Regions from separate parts of the Homo sapiens genome. Here region 2 is linked to region 1. The links are chromatin loops, found by intact Hi-C in ENCODE. Cell type or tissue: ascending aorta. All regions are shown on one strand. Links, peaks and the distances in the headings refer to the core of each region. The heading gives the core; the rest is flanking DNA. Region 1 overlaps LOC105370982 (a long non-coding RNA gene). Region 2 overlaps RGMA (repulsive guidance molecule BMP co-receptor a).

The links. A loop is a pair of places that touch in the nucleus more often than their neighbours do. Peaks named below come from ENCODE experiments on the same cell type or tissue, not always from the same donor. Only the 100,000 strongest peaks of a DNase experiment are listed, where the experiment ranks them.
Region 2: a loop joins it to region 1, with 3 times the contacts of the local background. A loop is called at or near these places in 15 of 110 quality-filtered maps.

What each region holds. Positions count from the first base shown.
Region 1 is chr15:93,314,972-93,326,061 of GRCh38, reverse strand. All of the region lies in intron 5 of LOC105370982 (a long non-coding RNA gene), which reads right to left. Among named protein-coding and RNA genes, the nearest start is that of RGMA, 230 kb to the right of the region's middle. In ascending aorta, for the core only: no CTCF peak of the experiment used is centred there; a DNase peak (open chromatin) is centred at 6,411; H3K27ac peaks cover 1,658 bases.
Region 2 is chr15:93,067,416-93,078,505 of GRCh38, reverse strand. It overlaps RGMA (repulsive guidance molecule BMP co-receptor a), which reads left to right. Exons shown (of 4, transcript NM_020211.3): 2 at 5,475-5,590. Among named protein-coding and RNA genes, the nearest start is that of RGMA, 16 kb to the left of the region's middle. RefSeq lists an enhancer at 3,949-4,706 and a silencer at 4,863-5,001. In ascending aorta, for the core only: CTCF peaks have their summits at 5,015 and 5,223 (motif pointing right); DNase peaks (open chromatin) are centred at 4,755, 5,255, 5,595 and 5,967; H3K4me3 peaks cover 4,288 bases; H3K27ac peaks cover 4,045 bases.

The DNA.
Region 1 (11,090 bases), core at 1,538-9,537:
ATGTGTGTATCCAGCCAGGTATAAGACAGTTATAATTTGGGAATTGTGGGGTATTGGCCAGCTGGAGATAATTAGACATTCAGATCCAAAATTTCAAAAAATATTGTGGATGGAGAAAAAAAATTGCCCTAGAAGTTCTAGCTTGCAACCTCTGGATAAAGGTTTTCTTAACCTCAAAAGATACTACTGGTACCCTCAAAAAGCACTATAGCCACCATACTTTGTCACTGATTCAAAAATATGAAGACCAGTGGTAGTGATCCTTGTGGTCGCATGTTCACCTCGTATCTCTTAGTGTATAAATGATAGGGCTGCAAGATGTCAACTGACGAAGCAATGAGAACATCCTAGGGTAGCAACTCAAGAGCCAGCACAAGGGTGGGAAGGGTGAATCCTAATCCCAAATGGACATATAGTCCTAATGACAGGCCTGCCACATAGTTTGTGACATATCAGCTTTTAAAGGTTTGTTTAGTTTTAATTAAAATTATACAGGATCATAGAACAAAATCAAAGGTGAGTGTGAAAAGGAAAGTAAAAGTTCCCTTCTGCTACCAGTCTAACAAGATATACTAATAATAATATTGGTTAACAAAGTGTATCTTCATAATATAATATTAATTATATAAATTAATATTAATAATATCTTAACAGTTAATATAAAAGGGAGGAGATTTGGGAGTAATAATGCTTTGAAAGACAGTTGAGTTTACATCAGAAAAATAAATGAGGGTGAAAAGATAATTAAGTATTTTTTTATTTTTTTTTTAGACAGAGTCTTGCTGTGGCCCAGGATGGAGTGCAGTGGCGTGATCTCGGCTCAGTGCAAGCTCCACCTCCCGGGTTCACGCCATTCTCCTGCCTCAGCCTCCTGAGTAGCTGGGACTAGAGGTGCCCGCCACCACGCCCGGCTAATTTTTTGTATTTCTTAGTAGAGACGGGGTTTCACCGTATTAGCCACGATGGTCTCGATCTCCTGACCTTGTGATCCACCCGCCTTGGCCTCCCAAAGGGCTGGGATTACAGGCATGAGCCACCACACCCGGCCAAGTAAGTATTTTTTAAATACTGAAATTTAAAAAAAAATCTTAATAGCAAAATACTCTGCAAAATATCATGGTAAAATAAATACTTTAAAAAAATAAATTAACTCTTTAAAATGCTGGAAGGAGAAAAATCTGTCAACCCAGAACTACATAGCCAGAAAAAATATCTTTCAAAAATAAGGGCAGAATAGAGACTTTTTAGATAAGGGAAAGCTGAAAAAAATTCATTGGCAGCAAGCCTGAACTATGACAGTTCTTCAGTCTACAGGGAAAGAATACTAAGTGGAAACTCAAATATATAAGAAGAAATGAAAAATTTGCTGGAAATGGTAAACATGTAGATACATATAACACAGTACTGTCTAATTTCTTTAAAAGACAACGACCATTTAAAGGAAAGCAATATTGTATTGTGGGATTTATAAACTATGTAGAATTAAAATACAAGATAGCAATAACACAATCATCATCTTTCAGGCCACTGTCCCCTCCTTACTTACTCCCCTGCTAAGCCCAGACATTATGAACAAGAACTGGATTTAAATTTTGGCACTACCACTTCCTAAGCAACCTCTGTCAAATCATTCAAATTCTCTAAACCTCAAATTCCTAGTCTCAATGTTGGTGGTTTTATCACCATCTCCACAGGCTTAGAGTGCAGGCAGGAGCATGTCGGCCTGGGCTGTGAGCCCAGGGTTTTGGTCCCCAGAGCCCACTGAACCCCAGTGCTGTACAGTCGCACTGTGATGCCATAAAGTATCTATGTGACCATGGCAAGCCACTCACTGACGCTGGTCCCCAGAAGCTCATCCATCAACCACGCACACCCACTAGCCTGCTCAGCTACCATTTGGCACCTTTTCCCCGGTCCCAGCCTCTCTTCATGGGGCAATACCCTCCCCCTGGAGGATAAGCCCAGCACTGTTGCTGCATCCCCTGGTGCCCATCCATTGAGAGACCAGTGGGTATCCCACCCTTCTGCTGGTTACTGCACTGCCACTGGGCACCACAGACTACTAACACTGAACCCGAACGTTCAAGTCATCAAAGGGTCAATGACCAAGCAGAGAACCCTCAGGATGTGTGATCACAGGATAGCCAAAGAGGAAGTATAGTCCCCTCCAGGTGACAGTACCACATCAGCATGTCCTTGCCCAAAATCATTCCTGAGTACCTACTATGTGCCAGACATTGTGCAAAGCATTGAAAACACAAGTTAAGAAAAACACATGCTGAAATTTTGGGGGCAGGTGACATGGGGTAGACAGACACACCTCAAAGAAGACAAATTTAACACAGAGCCATCAAAACAATAGCAATACTGTCAGGTCACCTTCATGGAGTATCCACAATATGCTACGCACCCTTGTGTCAGTTCTCCAGGGCCACCGTAACAAATCACCACAAACTTCGTGGCCTAAAACAACAGAAATTCATTCTCACACCGTTCTGGAAGCTAGAAGTCCAAAACCAAGATATCAGCAAGGCCACACTTTCTCCAAAGACTCTAGAGGAGAATCCTTCCCTGCCTCTTCCCACTTCTGGTGGCTCCAGACGTTTCTTGAATTGTGGCTGTGTCACTCCAGTTTCTGCCTCCATCTTCACATAACCTTCTTCTGTGTCTCTTTTTCTTAAATCTACCTCTGCCTTTCTCTATAAGGAACCTGTCATTGAATTTAGGGCACATCCTAAATCCAAGGAAATCTCATCTCGAGATCCTTAATTCCATCTGCAAAAATCTTTCTTCCAAATACGGTTACATTCTGAAGTCCCCAGTGGACATTTCTTTAAAGGGCTACAATTCAACCCACTATAGCCCTTTATAGACATGGACTTCCCCAGGCCTCAAAACAATCTTCTAAGGCAAATACTGTTAATACCCTCATTTTACATATGGTGAAACTGAAGCCCAGAGAAGCTAACGCTTTGCCCAAAATGACATGATTAATAATGTGAGAGCCAAGATTTGAACCTTGGTCTCTCTGATGTCTTGATGCTACTTTTTAGAACCTCCCATTCTTTATACATCCCATGAGAGTTGGAAGCAGACTGGGCTAATCCAACCTTCACAGTCAGAGACATGTTCTCAGATGGAGGTAGAGCTAAACCCAGCACTGATAGATGAGTAAGTTGAACCAGAAGAAGAAACCAGGAAGGGGCATCCAAGCAGCGGAAGTAGCATGGCCCAGGGAACAGTCTAGTTTACTGCCAAGGAACAGTACATCACTCATGATAGCTGCTGCATGGGGTGCAAGAGAGAGAAAAATGAGCAGCCCCAGAAACAGAGCTCTACAAGGTCAGGGCCCAGAGGTCTTTGGGTGCCAGAGGGAAGCTGACCTTTGTCCTACAGGCTGTAGGGAGCCATTGAACTGGGTGAAGCAGAACAGGTATATAAGCTAGGGTAGGACTGTGCAAATGCTAGACTGTGGGGCACACTGGCCAACATGGAAAAGTTACCCAACTCCTATTGGCTGTCCCCACCTGGTTGTTCTGCTCTAAGCCTGCTGGTGTAAGGACTGGTAGAGTTGGTGCCACTCAGGGCCGCTTGTTCCCAGGCCCCAGCTCCAACACTCATCTCTGCCTGCTGGGCTTAGAATCTAAGCCTAACTCTCAAACATACTGACATTTGAAAAAGGCATTTCTGATAGAAATGAAAATGGGGTGGTTACCTCAAACGAGCAACGGCAACGCAGGAGTCATACATTATTGGCTTACTGCTGGAAAGGTCATGAGCACCCGGAGGCAGTCCGTCTCTCTCCCCGAGGCCCAGGAAGGCCGAGTTGATCAAAGCCCCTGCACACACAAGCAAAGCACCCAAGGAATGTATCAGGAAGGTGAAGGTAAACAGGACGCAGCTAAGGGCCCAAAGCAAGGGGAGCAGTGGCTGCCTCCCAAGTTGTGGCTATCCTGAGGGACCCAGACCACAGCCTAGAGGGTGAGCAGAGGGGGACATTGGCAGAACAGATGATTTTAACCTTGCTAGCAGCAGCACCCATTCTGACTGCCTGTGAACTCAGCCGCCCAGTTCCTGCTATGCATGCCTGTGGCCGATGCCGGGTAGACTCAGGGCGGGGCTATTTGCTCACTGGAATCCTGTGCATTTTGTGGGCAGTGAGAGTGTCACAGTTAGACCTGAGCTTCACTGTGAAAATATTCATGCTTCACCGGGAGAAAGCTAATGGGTGATGATAGGAGGGTGCCCCTTAAATGGGCTCTAAGGACAAGCAATGGTTGCTGGGCTCCAGCCTCTGCGCAAGCCTCTCGGGATTTTGAGTTAAACACTAGTAAGATCTCTTCTCACATGTCTTGTTGCAGTGTTCCATGAACTGGACAATCTTTTTCTTTTCTTTTTTTTTTTTTTAAGAAGTACACATTTTCCGTGGTTTACCAAGTTTGACAAAATCAAAGAATTGAGAGAAATGTTGATGAACTAGAGAGAAAGGGCTGATAGCTCAGGTAATTATGCTTGATTTCAGTTCAACACTTATGGAGAATCTACTATGTGGCAGACACCAGGCAGTGTATTTTACGGCCTAATAGCTTGGGCTCCTCTCTTCTCAGGTGCCACTCAGGACCCTGGGGCCCTTGCACTTATGTAACGATTCAGCCTCAACCTTTCTCCTCTGTTCCCTGCCTGCCTTCCAGGTATGAGATACCACAGGGCAAAGAATACAGCAGTTTCGTATGCAGAGCCAGGCTGCCTGGGATCAGTCTTGGCATTCCCACCTCCACGTGGCTCAGTTTCCTCATCTATAAAATGGGTAATAATAGTACCTACCTCATAAGGTTGCCCTGAGGATAAGCAAATTATCTGCTGGAAAGTGCTTAGGCCAACGCCAGGCACCTAGTGCGTCCTCTGCAAGCTCCATCTCTTATTCAGGGAGCCTCAAGTCCCCCAGTTTCATATCCTCGGTGCCAGGTTTCCTTAGCCAAGTGTGCCAAGGGAACTTCCGCAACTTTTTTTTTTTTTTTTTTTTTTTTTGAGACGGAGTCTCGCTCTGTTGCCCAGGCTGGAATGCAGTGGCGCGATCTCTGCTCACTGCAAGCTCCGCCTCCTGGGTTCATGCCATTCTTCTGCCTCAGCCTCCCAAGTAGCTGGGCCTACAGGCACCCGCCACCACACCCGGCTAATTTTTTGTATTTTTAGTAGAGACGGGGTTTCACTGTGTTAGCCAGGATGGTCTCGATCTCCTGACCTCGTGATCCGCCCGCCTCGGCCTCCCAGAGTGCTGGGATTACAGGCATGAGCCACCGCGCCCGGCCTCACTTCTGCATCTTATAAACTTTTTTCAGCCCCACATCTCTCCCAAACAAGCCCCTCTCCTGGTTAAATTGTTCTCGCTACCACTGATCACAATATTGCTTCGCTAGCCATAACTTTTAATAATTTACTGGATTCATTTAAAGTGTTTTTAATTACAAATGTTCTAGTTCAGTTAGATACAAAATTAAATGCAGCAAGTAATTTTATTTTCTCCATATATTATCTCCCGAAATTGGAGTAGCTTAGTGCATCCTTATTGTCAAAGGGTTTCTCAGCCCACGTGATTCTGTAGGAAAGGAACTTCCCACTGTTTGCTGAAGATGTCAACCACTAGTGAGGTAGAGGCAGGAAGTGGAGCAAATACCATCAAGCTGATGGACAGCATATGTTTGTCTCTCCGGTCAGAAATTCACACTTGGGGAACACTAGTTCATTCTCCTACCTGGCCCTTTAACTTTCTCAGGATCTCCCTGACAAGTAGCCTTCAACCTCAACACCGTCAGTGTCTCTCACGGCAGTTCAGCTAGAGACACAGAAGAAAAAAGATGGGCTCGATGTAAGTCAGGTGAATGGGTGTCTGGGTAAGAGTTTGTGTGTAGCAGATGCCAATGGGGTGGGGGAGGGAGAGCGGGAGGATATTGGCTATCTCATGGCTGGAAGATTTGTAAGTAAGTAGCAGGAAAATTATTTCTATGACAAACTTGTTAGGGTTTATGAGATCGCTTAAGGGAAAGAACTTTGAGACTGAAAAAAGTGCTACATAAATGGACTGTTTTGAAAGGGGAGTACAGTCAATTAGTAAGCTTTCCAAAGTCAGAGGACTTTGTCGTACACGCACTTTTTACACTTGGTAATAGAATGTTGGATAAAAGTCACAGGTTGGTGGAATGAGTTGACTTATTCTCACTCTTCATTACTCTTAAATAAATATTGGGTCTGAAGGCAGGAGTTCTGGAAGGAGAGCCATGTGCGTACGGTGTTTCAGCCCCATTTGGCATATTAGGAAATTTGGAACTAAAAAATTTGTAGCCAAGGGTACATGCCTACGAAGTGACAGAGCCAGCGCCAGACCAGGGCTGTCTGCTACCCGAAGCTCACAGACCATTCCAGGAAAAGGCCCAGTCACGGCTAGGCCTGGGTGTCTACACCCTTTATGTTGCCAGATTTAGGGATTAAGTCAGATTCTTAACTTTAACTCGGCCCAAGCAGTTTCCTCCCAGGGCTGATACTGACAAAACACTGCATTTTGGTTGAAAGGACTGTGCAGTCAGCCTCTTCGCCTCTTCTGTCAGGAGTTCTTGTGGAAGCACTGACGCCAGTGCCATCTCGGAAAGCGTGGCATCCTCCCTTCTTTCCATCTCAAACTCCATGGCTGGGCAATCGGGGCAGGAGGCAAAGGGGGCGGGGTTAGGGGCGGGGGTAGCAGAGGGTGGGGCCGGCAGAGGGTGGAGTTAGAGGTCCTGTTCAGGTACCTCTCCAGCATTTGGTCAGGCCCTGCCGACCCAAGTTTGCATCCTGGAAGGCTCTCTCAGGCACCTTGTGCCATTTTATGGGCAAAGTACGTGAAGGTCATCGTGCCATCCTTGGAAGAGGCAGGCTGTGCGTGAAACAAGGGCCTGTCTGCTCTGCCCCATGGAGGATTCCAGAACAGGGTCTGCACATACACTGCCCAGGCTCGAGATTTAATGGTTCCCCTCCCTAAGTTTGTCACACACGAGATGGTTTTGGGTGGTACAAGTGGAAACACTTTTTATGGCACTTATGCATTTATTTTAATGCATATTAGCTATGTGTAGCCCAGCTAACCTGTGATTTCACAGATACTGCTTAGGAAAAGCTAATTTCATAGATCTATAGAACATTTGATGTATTAGTGATGTACCGTTTCCATGTCTCCAATTAGCTCCATACTGGAGCAAGAACATATACACATCACCCTCCCAAGTATGAGAAAGAGTGAGAAGAAACAACATTTCAGAGGTGTCTTAGCATGTTAGATGGGAATATAGGAAAGAGGTGAGGAACAAGTGTTCTGAAGTCAAATTGCCTGGGCTGGCCATGCTGGTCTTTTAATTTCCTAGCTGTGTGACCAAGGGGCAAGTGCCTTAATCTCTCTGTATTACTTTAAGTGTTGAGCCATTAAAATTTGTTGAGTCGGCCGGGCACAGTGGCTCATGCCTGTAATCCCAGCACTTTGGGAGGCCGAGGCAGGCGGATCACGAGGTCAGGAGATCGAGACCATCCTGGCTAACACGGTGAAACCCCGTCTCTACTAAAAAATACAAAAAAATTAGCTGGACGCGGCGGTGGGCGCCTATAGTCCCAGCTACTAGAGAGTCTGAGGCAGGAGAATGGTGTGAAACCGGGAGGCGGAGTTTGTAGTGAGCCGAGATCGTGCCACTGCACTCCAGCCTGGGCGACAGAGCGTGACTCCATCTTAAAAAACAAACAAACAAACAAACAAAAAAAGAATTTATTGCGTCCTTTGTTACTGCAGCTAGCAATGTCCTCATACTGCCCCCATGGAAAACCCTGGAAAAGGATGTTCTCATCTGTAAATGTAGCCATTTGAAAAGGCATAAAGTTACCAAAACTAAAAGCAGTGATTTACAACATTTAATAACTTAGTATTGTTGGAAATAATAACATAACATAATGTGTTCACGCCTGTACAATTTTTAAAAAATTATTCTGCTAATCGAAATCATCAGAGTTAGCAAAGATGCCGCCAGTGTGCTTGGAATTTAGCTCTTTGAGTAGGTGCAGGTCTGCTGCCCTCAGGCTACCACACTGGCTAGGCTTTCTCAGTCACTGATTGGGTCTGCACCAGGCAGCAAAGATTTCACTGTCATAGACCTGCAGGCAGATGAGCTCTAACTTTAGAGAATGAGAATATCGCCTTAAAATTAGCATGGCCTCTACTAGAGCACTTTAAGCTAAAGACATTTCTTGTCAACAAATACTTGTTGTTGTTGTTGTTATTTTGCTATTTTAAGCTAAAAAAGGTTTAACAATAATTTTTCAAATTAATAATATACAAGTCCTCAATAAAAAGAATGAAAGCAAAGGGTTTTATAAACTTTTTTAGAAATAAGAGGTTTTTATTGCAGGAGCAATACATGTTTATTTTTGCAAATTTAGAAAATGAAGAAAAGAACAAAGTATTTTAAATTGCTTAGAGTCCAACTAATCATGAAGTGTGTATATGAGCATATAGATATGTATATATGTATATGTACTTATGTGTACGTTACCATTTTACTTTTTCTGCCCAAAATTAAAGTCATACATACCTTCTATTTTGTAACTTTCTATTTTTCAGTTCACATAATGCAAACGTTTCCGTTTCATTATTCTCCAACATCATTTTAAACCTTCCCTGCCAATTTCCCACAGCCTTCCACCCAGCTTCCTCTTTTTTCACTAAAAGCAGACGACTTCACCTCTTTCTACTCAGAAAAATTAGAAGCCATCAGAAAGCAGCAACTACCTCATTTTCCTGTTACTGAGCTTGCAAACCTCCCTGCAAATGCGCACACATACTCTGTCCCTTTGCTATGATGGAGAAGGCAATTCTTTGCCAGCTCTGCCCGCTCCTCCAGAATCTGTTTTGGGTCCAGCCTTCCCCACCTGGCCCAGCTCTCCCCTAAGCTCTAGTTGGGAATATCCAGCAGCCTTCCAGCCCCTTCTCTTGAATGGCTCCAGTGCACCCCAAAGTCTACATTTCCCAATGCTGGCGCTCATTCAGTGTTCTCTGTCATGTGCTAGTAGGTGCAAGAGACCCAAAAGTCATCTTCACTGCCTCCCTCTCCCTCACTCCATATCCAGTTGGTCACTGAGGCCATTCAAATCTCCCTTCCAGATATCTCTTGAATTTGTCTAGTTATGTGCGTCTCCGGCACCACTACCCTCCTTGTCTCTGGACTTCTGAAGTCTTTTCGTCCACTCTGCCCTCCTCCTATCCATTCGCCAAATGACAGGCAAAGAGATGGCTTTTATATTTAAATCATGCACACCCTGGCTCAGAATCTTGCAGGGCTTTCCATTGCTCTTAGGAACTACATAAAGTTCTTCCACCTGGCTTCCATGACCCTCCATAGCCCGGCTGATGTTCACCTCCCCAGGCTCACCTCACCTTAAGTGGCCTCTATGCTCTCTGCACCTCTGCTGCACTACCCAGCTTCCCATTCCTCATGCTTTTTCTGCTTTCACTCACCACAGGACCTTTGCATATACTGTTCTCCCTGTCCAGAATGCTCTTTCTCTTTTTTGCTAGTTATCCTTTTTTAAGTAGTTCTTCCTCAAGGAACCCCTTTTTGACCTCTTTTACTAGATAAAATCCCATTATTGTAGGCTCTCAATTTATCTCTCACTCATAGCATATGTTCCACCTGCAACATTATACTTGCTTACGTGTTTGAGGTCTGTATTAGTCTGTTCTCACATTGCTACAAAGAACTACCTGTGACTGGGAAATTTATAAAGAAAAGAGGTTTAATTGGCTCATGGTTCCGTGGGCTGTACAGGAAGCATGGCTGGGGAGACTGCGGGAAACTTCGATTCATTGAAAAAGGTGAAGAGGAAGGAGGCACATCTTACATGGCTGGAGCAGGAGAAAGAGTGAAGGGAGAGATTCTACACACTTTTAAACAACCACATCCCATGAGAACTCACTCACTGTCACAAAAGCACCAAGGGGGACGTCCACCCCATGATCCAAACACCTCCCACCAGGCCCCTCCTACAACATTGGGAATTACAATTCAACATGAGCTTTGGGTGAGGACACAAATCCAAACTATATCAAGGTCTATCCCCATTAAATTCTGAGTATCTTGGGGGCAGGAGTCATGACTAACTTGCATATATATATATCCCCAGCACTTAATCCAGTGCCTACCTTATGGTGTCACTTAATGGACATTCGAGAATGAATGAATGAGTTAAAAGTACATCTAACTCCACAGATCTAAGATAAACTCAAGGTCTTTTCTCTGAAATAGGCTTTTCATCTAGTTTCCACTCCCATAGAATGGCTCGAACATCCATCTGGAGATGGAGTCAGAAGCCCAGAAGTGGTCTATTATGGGCTGACTGTATCTACCCAAAAAAGATATGTTGAAATCCTAACCCCCAATACCTCAAAATGCAACCTTATTTGGAAATAGGACCGCTGCAGGTGTAATTAGATAAGATGTGGTCATACTGGAGTAGGGTGGGCCCTAATCCAATATGACTGGTGTCCTTATAAAAAGGGGGAAATTTGGCCAGGTGCAGTGGCTGACGCCTATAATCCCAGCACTTTGAAAGGCTGAGGCAGGTGGATCACGAGGTCAGGAGATCTGAGACCATCCTGCTAACACGGTGAAACCCCGTCTCTACTAAAAATACAAAAAAAATTAGCTGGATGTGGCAGTGGGCGCCTGTAGTCCCAGCTACTCAGGAGGCTGAGGCAGGAGAATGGCGTGAACCCGGGAGGTGGAGCTTGCAGTGAGCCGAGATCACGCCACTGCACTCCAGCCTGGGTGACAGAGCAAGACTCCGTCTCAAAAAAAAAAAAAAAAAAAAAAAAAAAAAAAGGTGGGGGTGAAAATTGGACACAGACACATACATACAGGGAAAACATCATGTGAACATGAAGGCAGAGACCACAGTGATGCTGCTACAAGCCAAGGGACCACAAAGACTGCCAGCAAGTCACCAGAAGCTAGGAGACAAAGATGGAGCAGAGTCTCCCACGCTGCCTTAGAAGGAAGCATCTGTGTCAACACCTTGATCTT
Region 2 (11,090 bases), core at 1,420-9,419, 250 kb after region 1:
GTCTGAAAGAGGAATTTGAAGGATAAATTAAAAATAAGGATCCGTTCTCACACTCTGAGTTGTAAATTGAAGCAACTCAGTTCCTCAAGACATGGTCTGGACAAACATTTTTCAGGACATGGGGGAATGGGTGGTTACTCAAGAAATGTTGTCAAATTCTTGGTCAGTAAGTGAATGGTGGATTAAGAGCCATTGGTAACATATCCCTACGCTTGCGAGGTTGGCAAAAATACCTGGAACCAGTGTTGGGTCGTTTCCTCCATATTAGACAGGGATCTGTTAGAGAAATCTAGATCAAGCTAGTTTCAGCAAAATAAGGAATTTTTCTCAGCTTCCATAGCTGGAAGAGGTACTAGGGTAGCTCACAGGAGCTCAGGAAGAGCTGCAGGAGAGTCATATGCTGAAGAGTGGCTTGGGGAGGCTTAGCCTAAATAAAGTCTTCATCACTCCCCAAAAAGCTCACCTGATAAAATACAACTTAAGTAAAAACAAGATGTCAGCTGGGCACAGCGGCTCATACCTATAATCCCGGCACTTTGTGCGGCAGAGACAGGCAGATCACTTGAGCCCAGGAGTTTGAGACCAGCCTGGCTAACATGGTGAAACCCTGTCTCTACTGAAAGTACAAAAATTAGCCGGGTGTGGTGGCGTGTGCCTGTAATCCCAGCAGCTCAGGAGGCTGAGACACAAGAATTGCTTGAACCCAGGAGGCGGAGGTTGCAGTGAGCCGAGGTCGCACCATTGCGCTCCAGCCTCCTGGGCGACAGGGCAGCTGTCACACACACACACTATGTCACGTCCTCAAATGCTGCCTCAACTACTAACACTCATAAACACTCACCCTCGCACAAGATTGCTGCCCTAAACCGATCCTATGTTGGAGTCGGACCAGAACTGAAGCTTCTGTAGCAACAATCTCAAGAAAGATTCTGATTGGTCCAGCTTGAGTCACTTGCAATCACCATTTTATTGAAAGTAATTGTTAGGTTATCTGTCTTGGCTTGACTTTAATCCCAAGGGGCAGAAACTGACAGACCTGGGTCTTCTGTGCACCTGCCAGCAGCAAGGAGGGCATGGGCCCGAGATTGATAGAACTTACAAACCCAGCTATTCCCCTAGACATGAATCGCCTAAGGGAGCTCCTTAAAAATGCTGATGCCCAGGCTCTACCCCACAGAGATTCAGATATAGCTGCTTTGGAGAAGGGCCTGGGCAACTCTAATCTTTTTACATCTCCCACAGTGGTCTCCCAAAAGAATAAATCCCTCCCCTTCTTGAGGCTTTGGGTTGGGCTCCCAGGTGCTTCACAGGCTCCCCCAAGCTCTTTGCTCTGTTTCTCCAGCTTCACCTCTTCCTTCTACAGCCGCACTTCAGCCTTTGCAGATCCTCAGGTAAAGCACACTTTGTTCCTGGCGTGCTGGGTGTTCCTTCTGCCTGGAGTTTTCTCCCTGCCATCCCCTCCCTTGCCCGTCAACTTCCCCTGGCATACTCCTACACTGGGAAAGCTTCTTTCCCCTCCCTGCACCCCAAGCTGGGCTGGAGCCCCCTGGCGCCTGTGTTCTGTGTCTCCCCTGTCAGAGTCTGTGTTATGCTTTATTGAAAGTGATTGTTAAGTAATCTGTCTCGCCTTGACTTTAAGCCCGGTGCGGACTTGCTCACCACCATTGGAATGAATGGCACACACAGTACGCCAAGCATGGGGTTCGGCCAGCTTGGCTTGGCATTTTTTAGCCATTTATTGGGTGCGTACTTAAGCGTTCCCAGCCTCAGTTTCTTCATCTGCAAAATGAGGATGGTAATAGAATCTTCATTAGCTGAAAGTTTCTAGAAATGTAAAGTACTCAGCTGGCATCTGACACAATGTAAAAATACGTCAAAATATTAGCCATTATTTTGAAAGACACCACCTTTTTTGGTAAAGGTCATTCACTCCTCACCTCTCCTTTAGCACTCATTTTTCTCTATTATCTGTTTCTACCAGCAATTCAGAAATAGGGACTGTCTTATTTCTTTATCCCCCAAGGTCTAGCCTGCAGCAGGTCCTGAATATATATTTGTTGACTGATGACTCAGGCCCTAGATTTGAGAACACTCTGTTCATACCTAGAAGCAGGCAAAGTTGGAACCCCTGACTATCACTGCCCCTGAGAAGACTTCAGCCGTATGCAGAACCCTTCCTTTCAGAAGCCCCTTGACCCCTTTCCCCCCATCAAATAGCTACCCCCAGAGTGGAAAGGGAGAGAAGGTGGAGGGGGATGCTCAGGATTGAGGCCTCCACAGCCAGTGCTGAAGAAAAGGGGCAAGAGTCATGCATGAGAGTGTCTCTATCCCCAGGTCTAAGCTGTAGCCTAGGGGACACCACATACTTGGTTAGACTCTATGGGGCTGTTTGTTTGAAGTCAACTACACTTTTGAGTTAAATGAGTTTCTATGGCGAACGGAGTGCTGAGTTCTCAAATCTAACGTTTTAGGAATTTTTTATTCCTGCAGAGAGTTGGGGAGCTGTTTAAAAGTTGGTTGGTTTAGCCAGTATAGCTAGATTCCTCAAGGTCAACACAACGCCATACTGCTCTAGCTGGGGCTAGATTTCTCATGATAGTCTAAACTGTGTGATGGCCAAGTCCCCACTTTGAAGATGTCCAAATTCAGCCTCAGACATTTCTCCTCAAGAAAGGGGGGGAAAAAAAGCCTTTTGTGCCCCTTTCCCAAATTATTTGCTCATGTCGCAAGACTGGGGTCTCCTCCTAAAAAGGCAGCCAGTACCCGTCTCCCGGCAGGGACACTGGAACTCCCATGGCCTGGGGCCTCTTCCGAGTTCTATTCAGTTGTAGTCTTGGAGTGACAATATTATCAGCCCGATCCTTACAGATGAAGAAACTGAAATGTAGAGGTTAAAAGTCCTGCTGCGAGAAGAACCAACTGAAAAAAAAAAAATTCTCAGGCTTTACAGCAAGCAAACTTCACTATGATTTTTCACAATTCTGATTCTGTATTCTCTGGGGGTTATCTCAGTTGCTTCTTTAGGATGGGGTTCATTATGTTGTACATATATCCCAATGTGTCTGTATGAATCTTTGTCTTTTTTGGGGCAGTGTGGACGACGGGTTCTTTTTAGATACTGTTCCTAAAAAGGAATCAGTGCATACACCTGTTTGTCAAAGCACCTTTGCTTTTTGTGCAACTGCTTTATATTAACAATACTTAAAATAGCTTTGGAAAAAAAAACTACTGTATGTAATGGAATTGCAGAATATGCTGCACATGTATTTTATTTAGTTATCCTTTCTTTAAGAATATTGGATGACATTTCCTGACGTGGGAGGGAGAAACTCCTTTTTTTTTTCCTGCTTTTAAATTGTAACATAGTTGAAGATTTCTTTTTTCTGTTCTCATTGAAAAAAAAAAAAAAAGTCCTGCTGTGAAAAGTCCATTCTTGGGCAAGGGCAGCCCCAGAAGGGCGTGATTTCTGGGCTTCTGCGGGCTGCATGGCCTCCTCTGGATCCTGAGCCCTGGTCTCCAACCTGGACATGCTGCAGCAGTGACGGTGGTTAATTACTGTCCAGGTGACTTGGAATGCCAGTGATCCCTTCTCATTGGCGAGAGACTCTAGAACTAGCTCGTGAAAGGCAGACTCTAGCAAATGGTGTTAATTAGTGGAAAGGCCACTTGGTCACCTCTGTGCAGCCTGGCACAGTGCCTGCTTAGCGTGCCCCGGTGGCCGCTGGAATGGGCTGCCGTTCGGTGATGCTGCAGAATAAATTGTTGGGTCGGGCCCCAGGACTGGCCAAGCTTGAAAGGAAGAGCATTTTCGATGGTGGGCTTTCACTGGGAAAACCGTAGCATTTTGCAGACCCGTCCTGAAATGAACCCTGGTTTGGGGGAAAAATATTTAGAGCTTGTCGATCTGAGACCTCAATATTTCAGGGAAACACAGTGACACCCCCTCGTAAAGAAGAGTTGTGTCTGGCATTTCCACCTAAGGGAAGAGCAGCTTCGTGTTGCCCTGTTGCACAGCTGGCTGAGGTATGGTCCCCTTGTGTACCTGTTTTGTGGAAGCCAGATTCATAAGTCTTGCTGCTGGGGTTGTGTCTTCACAGCCATAGGGCCTTCTCCCCTCCCTTCAAACTTGCTCCTCTCCACACTCCCGACCTGGCAGCCGGAACCCCAAATGCAGCTGCAGCCCTGCAGCCTTGCACAAGCCTGTGTGGCCTTTGCAGCAGGTAAGGACTGTGATAGTGCTTAAGAGAAACCTCCAAATTGGATAAAAACCCAGAGGTGTTTTTCCCCAAAGAACCAGATGGGCAGGCTTGGGAGTGAGGTGAGGAGGGTGGCGGGAGGAGTTGGTTTGACTAAGAACACTTGCTCAGGACTATTTGTGTTTCATCCAAAAGATGTCTCTCAGGGGAAGTTACCAGTCCCTTAAATATCACAACGGCAGCAGAACTGCAGGGCCCAGGGAACCTTGGGAAGGAGATGTTTCTTTCCCAGAAAAATAAGCGACAGAGTTAGGAAAGGTCACCATACTGAAGCCCTCCCAAGTGCAGCCTTGCGGGCCTCGCAGAGAGCGCCAAACCATCCGGCCCTGCGCGCCACGCGGACCGGCATAGCCATCTCTCTGGAGTGGCAGCTGTGCCAAGGTGGCAAGGTTAGGCCCGCAGGCCCTCAGCACGGGGGCGCAGCCGGGGCAAGTCTTCAGGAAGCAGCGAGGTGCTTGAAGGGGGTGCTGGAGGCAGGCCAAACCCAGTCAGGATGGGTGGCCTGGGGCCACGACGGGCGGGAACCTCGAGGTGCGTTAGTAGCTGAGATGCAGAGAGCCATCCTGCCCAGACCTAGACAACTCGGAAGTGGGTTTTTCAGCCTCCTGCACCGGTGTCGCGTCTGAGTGCGACTGATGAGCCAGGGGGCGTCGGTGGAAGCTTGGGGTCGGCAGTCTGGTTGGAAAGTAGGGCTGGGATTTGCCTCCAAGGACAGTTTTTCTACTTGGATTGGATATTCGTGGAGGGGATTAAGGGGGCGTCCTGCCCCGCCTCATGCCCTGCGGCCTCCCAAGGGTGCTGGGCCTGGTTTGCAAGGACAGCCGCGGGCTGGAGATGGCGCGAGGGTCGGGGAGCGTGGCGCGCCCTCTGATCTAGGGCCGTGGTTTTCCGAGGTCCTCACGGCGAGCGCTGCGGCCGGGCAGCCTGGGTCCCCGCCCGGCCGCCTCCGGCTACCTCGCCGGCCTCGCTGAAACCCGAGCGCGAGGGGGCGGTGCGCAGGCGGCTGGGGCGCGGGGCCGCGTCGACATTGGCGGAGAACCGAGTGATGGATGGCGAGGGAGGGGCGCGCGGGGGGCGGCGCGGGAAGGGGAGCGCGCCGGGCGCCCGCGGCCGAGGTGGACGGAGCCTCCCGGCTCGCTGCTCCCGCCGGCGGAGCGAGGCTGCCCTTTCTTCGCAGCGTGATTTATTTTCTTCTTTTTTTCTGAACTCTTCTTCCAGGGAGAGGCTAGTGGTAACAGGCCGAGCTGGATGGATGGGTATGGGGAGAGGGGCAGGACGTTCAGCCCTGGGATTCTGGCCGACCCTCGCCTTCCTTCTCTGCAGCTTCCCCGCAGGTAAGGCACTGCCGGCCGGGCGCGCGGGGCCGGGTCCCTGGGCCGCCCCTCAATGCTGGGCCAGATGTGCGCGAGTGAGTCCGGGCTCAAGTTCTCCGGACCTCCTCCGGACCCCGCCTCCTATTTCCACGGGTCTTTTGTTTCTCCCGCACCCCGTCGTGGGTGCGATGCCTGCCCTTGGGGACCCGGAGAGGGGCACCCTGCCCGAGTTGCCGTGAGATGGAGCCGTGTGGGGAGGGCGCAGGGGCCGGGGTGCCTCACTCCCTTCCCTTTTTCCGAGAAAGGGGGTGGCTGGGAACGTGCCTCCTAGGGGCTCGGGAAGAGGGGGAGAAGGGGAGGCACGCCCTCGGTGCTGGGGACACTTTCTTCAGCTCCTCGCCCAGCAGTTTGCAAACCTGCCGGGTGCCCAGGGGTGGAGCCAGGGTCGCCCCTGAGGTCCCAGCCGAGTTCCCGACAGCCCCCTCCCCGGAGACCTCGTCTCGTTTCCACCCATTTGGCCACGCGGGGACACCCACGGACTCGGCTCAAATGAGCTGGTGTTCCTGTTTGATAACTTTCTGCGTCGCCCCCTGTTTGTTTTTATTGTGTCAGAAAAGGAGAGAATTTCAGAATTAAAGCTGAAAAAGCCCATCTGTTTCCAATGAATCCCCCATAGTTTTTCACAATGTTTTTGGCAGATCGCTGCTTTCAAATTCCTCCGAGCCCGGACCTCTTGTTTTTGTTGGGGGAAGGGAGACCAACTCCACAGAGAAGCATTTGTTCCTTCCCAAACGCTCCAGTTTCTTTACTTTTTTTCCTTTCGGGGGGAGGGGGGAGGCATGCAACTTAAATCCCCGGCCTGTTTTCTTTATGATGTTTCATAAAACTTTATTTCATTTTTGCCATATGCTGCTCACAGCCAGAAAACGCCAGTTAAGCCCTTTATACCCATTTTTTTTCTTGCTAAAAATACAAATAAACACAATGTCACGGGCCAAATGGCCCCCCCGGCGCAAGGCGGGATCTCCCAGCCGTTTCCATTGTGTTTGCGGGGTTCAGAGGTGTCTTTTTGAAAAAATTTCATCTTGTTTCGCACCACAGCCAGGCGTAGAGCCGCAGCCCCCGCGCACTACTGAGCTTTGCAAGAAAGGACTTGAGTTTAGACTCGGATTGGGTTATTTTGATTTGCTCTTCCGCCAACTGGGTTTCAAGGAACTGGCAAAACTGGGCAGGTCTGGCTCGGCCTGGCTGTGAGTTGGGGCTCCCAATGGGCGGACCACGCAGACAGTGAACAGTAGGGAGCGAGGGATCAGTTTACCCCCTAGTCCCAGCCCTGCTCCTGGCCCCCAGCGCCAGCTCAGACTTGTGCGTCCGGCTTACTCAACCACTGCGCACCCCAGAAGGGTCGCAGAGAGCCGCAACCTGCTCTCCAGACCTAGGTTCCATAGGGAGGCCTGGCCAAGGACAAGATGTCGGGTGAGGGATCTTGGTATCCCCAAAAAGTACTCAGCTTGGAATGTCAAAACCTCCGCAGGGGATCAAACAGCAGGGTGCCCTCTCCTCACCCCCAGTGTATTTAAAAGGCAGTTTCTCCACCTACTTAAGAGTCTGGTTGAACAGCCCAATTTGGTTTCCTCCCAAGAATTCAAAATTAAAATAAAAATCACCCTATTTAAGAAGAAGTCAACGTTTTGGAAAAGCAGGAGTTTGCAATTTGTGTTCTTGGTTTGGTCTAGATAAAGATCAAGCCCATTGGAAGTTTTATCAGATGGGTTGATAAATGGCTTTTGTCCCTTGGCTGCCGTGGGGGATGTGATCTCAGCTCAAAGCTGAAATTGAGAAGAGGGGCTTAGAGGCCCTTAAAACAACACCTTCCCGCTCTTAAAGCTGCAGCACTTGTTACCTTTTGGGGCTGGAGAGGAAAGGAAGGCCTGGCAGAAGTTTCCAGAGGTAGGAGGCTGCATGGCCTGAGTGGTGGTGGTTTTGTTGTTTCTCGATTTATTTCTCCATCCTAAAAACTTTTATTTTAAAGCATCCCGCCATAGGCTGAGGAACACTGGTAGGTTATATAAGTCACAGCCCAAATTCCATCACTTTTGTTTCCAAGAAACCCATTTCTTTTTGGCGTCAAGGCCGGTAACTAAAACCTGGCCGATGGAACTGATAGCTGCTCTCCTGTCACGCCAGCTGGCTAATGTTTCTTCTCATTTGAGGGCTTGACAGCTGCGTTTAGTCAAAATTGCCCACCTGACTGAAAACTGAGCTTCCAGTACCCCAAAACTAAATATACTGGGGGCTCCAAAACTTGTGTGCTCTAGAAATGTGGGTCAAAAGACAGTTTCTTAAGTAAGGGATGAAATGGGAAATTTCCACAACAGAGAGAGACTGTCCCATTCTTTGACACATTGACCAGGAGAGGGGCCGCTTAGGAATGAAGTTAGAAAACTTGCAGGTCTGATGGAGAGCAAGGCGGGAGATCGAGAAATAAAGCCCCAGCAAGTGGAAGGCACCCAGACACACTGGGGGCCCCTGTGTGCCTTGGCCTCTCCCGTTGAAGACAGGTGGAAACTGGCCGAGCAACTGCGTGAAAGCCTCGGTTTGTTCTGTGCTAGTCAGCTTGAATGGCTGCCAGGAGTAAGCCTATAGGAGTGCAAATTAAATCGAACATAGTTATGTGGAGAAAGATGCCTTCACCTCAGCTACACTGAGAGCGTTTGTGTGTTTCGAGTGTTTGCATTTACTTACTCCATGTGGATGGCCAACCTACTGGGTTCCTGACTCAGTGACAACTTTTGGAGCCTTCTAACCAAGCCCCTCAGGCAGACCACAGCCTGGTGATGAGAAAGGGCCCCTGCACTGTCAAGCGGTCTGGAAGGGTGTCTGTTTAGATGATTCTTTGGGGACAGCACAGGCAGACAGTGTCCACGTCTACCTAGGAAGGGAGGCCAGAAAGGACTCTTAAAAGAGCATTCCACAAATGGCATCCTACTCAAATCACAGCTAATAGATGGCTTTTTAAACTTTGAAGCCATTGTGACTTTTTCGAAAAGAGTTCCAAGAGAAATCCATCCAGGCATATGTTTCGGACATGTCACCAGGCTTCCTGTTCACTATGTGTGGGTCCTGTACTTCAGCACAGTGGTTCTCCAAGTGTGGTCCCTGGACCAGCAGCATTAGCCTTCCTTGGGAACTGGTTAGAAATGCAAGTTCTAGGCCCACCACAGACCTATAGAAGCAGTTACTCTGGAGCTGGGGCCCTGCAGTCTGTGTTCTAGAGCAGGCCCTCCAGAGAGCTCTGATGCATGCTCAAGTTTGAGGATCGCTGTTCTAAGAACTATTGCACTCCAGACTTTCTTTGTTCCTTCTTTCTTCCCCTTATACTTTGAACTGCAGCTGTTTTAGAAATGTTAGTCCTCAGTGGGTAACTAAGGTTTCGGGAGACCAAGGCCCTCTGCAGTGTCCAGGTACATCTGTGTCGCTATAGAAATGAGACTGTTTCTATCAGAGCTGCTATTCAAAAATGCATCGGCCAGGCGCGGTGGCTCACGCCCGTAACCCCAGCACTTTGAGAGGCCGAGGTGGGTGGATTGCTTGAGGCCAGGAGTTCGAGACCAGCCTGACCAACATAGCGAAACCCCGTTTCTACTGAAAATACAAAAATTAGCTGGGCGTGGTGGCATGAGCCTATAATCCCAGCTACTCGGGAGGCTGAGGCAGGAGAATCGCCCGAACCCGGGAGGTGGAGGTTGCAGTGAGCTGAGATCGCACCACTGTACTCCAGCCTGGGTGACAGAATGAAACTCCGTCTCAAAAAACAAACAAAAAAAAAATGCATCAGCAGATCAGCCTGCTTACCACACTATTGCTCTCCCAGTAGGACTTTGTGTCCCAAGGGGAGAGTGTCTTAGTTTGTTTGGGCTGCTGTAACAAAATACCATAAGTGGGTGGCTTATACATGACAGACATTTATTGCTCACAGTTCTGAAGGCTGAAAAGTCCAAGAGTGATAGGTGCTGGCAGATTTGATGTCTGGTTTGTAGATGGTGCCTTACAGCTCTGTCCTCACAGGGCAGAAGTGAGGGCACTCTGTGGGGTCCCTTTTATAAGAGCACTAATCCCATTCTTGAAACCTCCACCCTGATGACCTAATCACTTCCCAGATCCCTCCTACTTCTCATACCATCACTTTGGGGTTAGGCTTTAAAAGGTGAATTCGGAGTTGATGTTCAGTGGCAAGAACCAGCCAGCTAGCAACCAGTGTGTGACGGCACCTGCAGAGCAGCGCATTGGCTCCCAGGGAGAGCACGCACATAAAACTCTACAGATGGCCAGCCACTAGGCCCTGAGGGTGTATTGAGGAGAAAGGGAAAGGATCTCTAGTCTTGTGATCTGAGGAAGGGAAAGGTCTTTGCAAGGTTGGAGAAATGGCTAGTAGTCACTCCAGCGCTCAGAGGATGGGAGCTGGGGAGAGGTGATCTGTGGGCACAGATAAGGCCACTCTATGAGATGGAGAAGAGGAGGCCTTGGAAGATAAGAGGCTGAAGGTGGGGACCAGTTTACATGTTGGGGAGAGTGTCGTTCCTGCTAGAGATCTTGTCTTTGGTGAAATGTGCGAGGCCTAGAACTGGGCAGAGAACCCCAACTTTAGGTTTTGGTTGAGTAGCAGTTAGGGGCCATGCTGTTTTGCTGCTTGGCAAAAATTCAACCAGCCTTAAATTGAAGACAGTATTTCTTTGAAGGTAGCCAACTTATCCCAGTTTGCCCAGGACTTTCCTAGTTTTAAAACTGGAATCTATATGTCCTGAGAACTATCCTCAGTCCCTGGCACACCAGGACAGTTAGATTAAAACCCTAGTTTTATCCTCTCCTGTCCCCTGGACTCATGCCTAGCCTGTATCTGTTAGGGACTCCCCTGTCCAGATCTGTGAAGTCCTGGGTGTGAAGTGGGCCCCTCCATGTGGTCTAATCACCTGGGGCCATGGGTCCTTCCTCCTCCTGGTCCTGCCTGTTCCCTCTGTCACCTTGCTGCCATTGCAACAGCAGACAGGCTTAGGACCTGCCTGCCTCCCCCGATCCTCGCCATGGTGCCAAATGAATCACTCTGAAACTCCTGCCCAGGAGCTCATGGCTGCTCATGGCCTGCTTTGGAGCATCAGAAGGGAGGGTCTCTAACTCCCGGCCCCCGACTTTTCCCAAGCTCATTTCCAAGGCTTCCAGCACATCCCCAAGCCCTGGGTCACCCCTTTGCTCCCTGCTTGCCTCCCCATATACCACCCCACCACACCCCACCTGGCCACTCTAAGGCATTGCTCTGGACACTGCCCAGTTTCACCACTCCAAGCTCAGTGCCGTCTACAGGGGTCCAGTGCAGACCCCCCCGACGCCGGGGACACCTGTTACCTTGGTTGCTGACAACTGAGCCACCTGCTGGGCTTGGTGCCTCATGGGCCTTACGTTTTTGTCCTCTTGTAAAGCACCAGTTCTGTTTATAAAAGCAGGAACCTCATTTCTGTTTCTATAT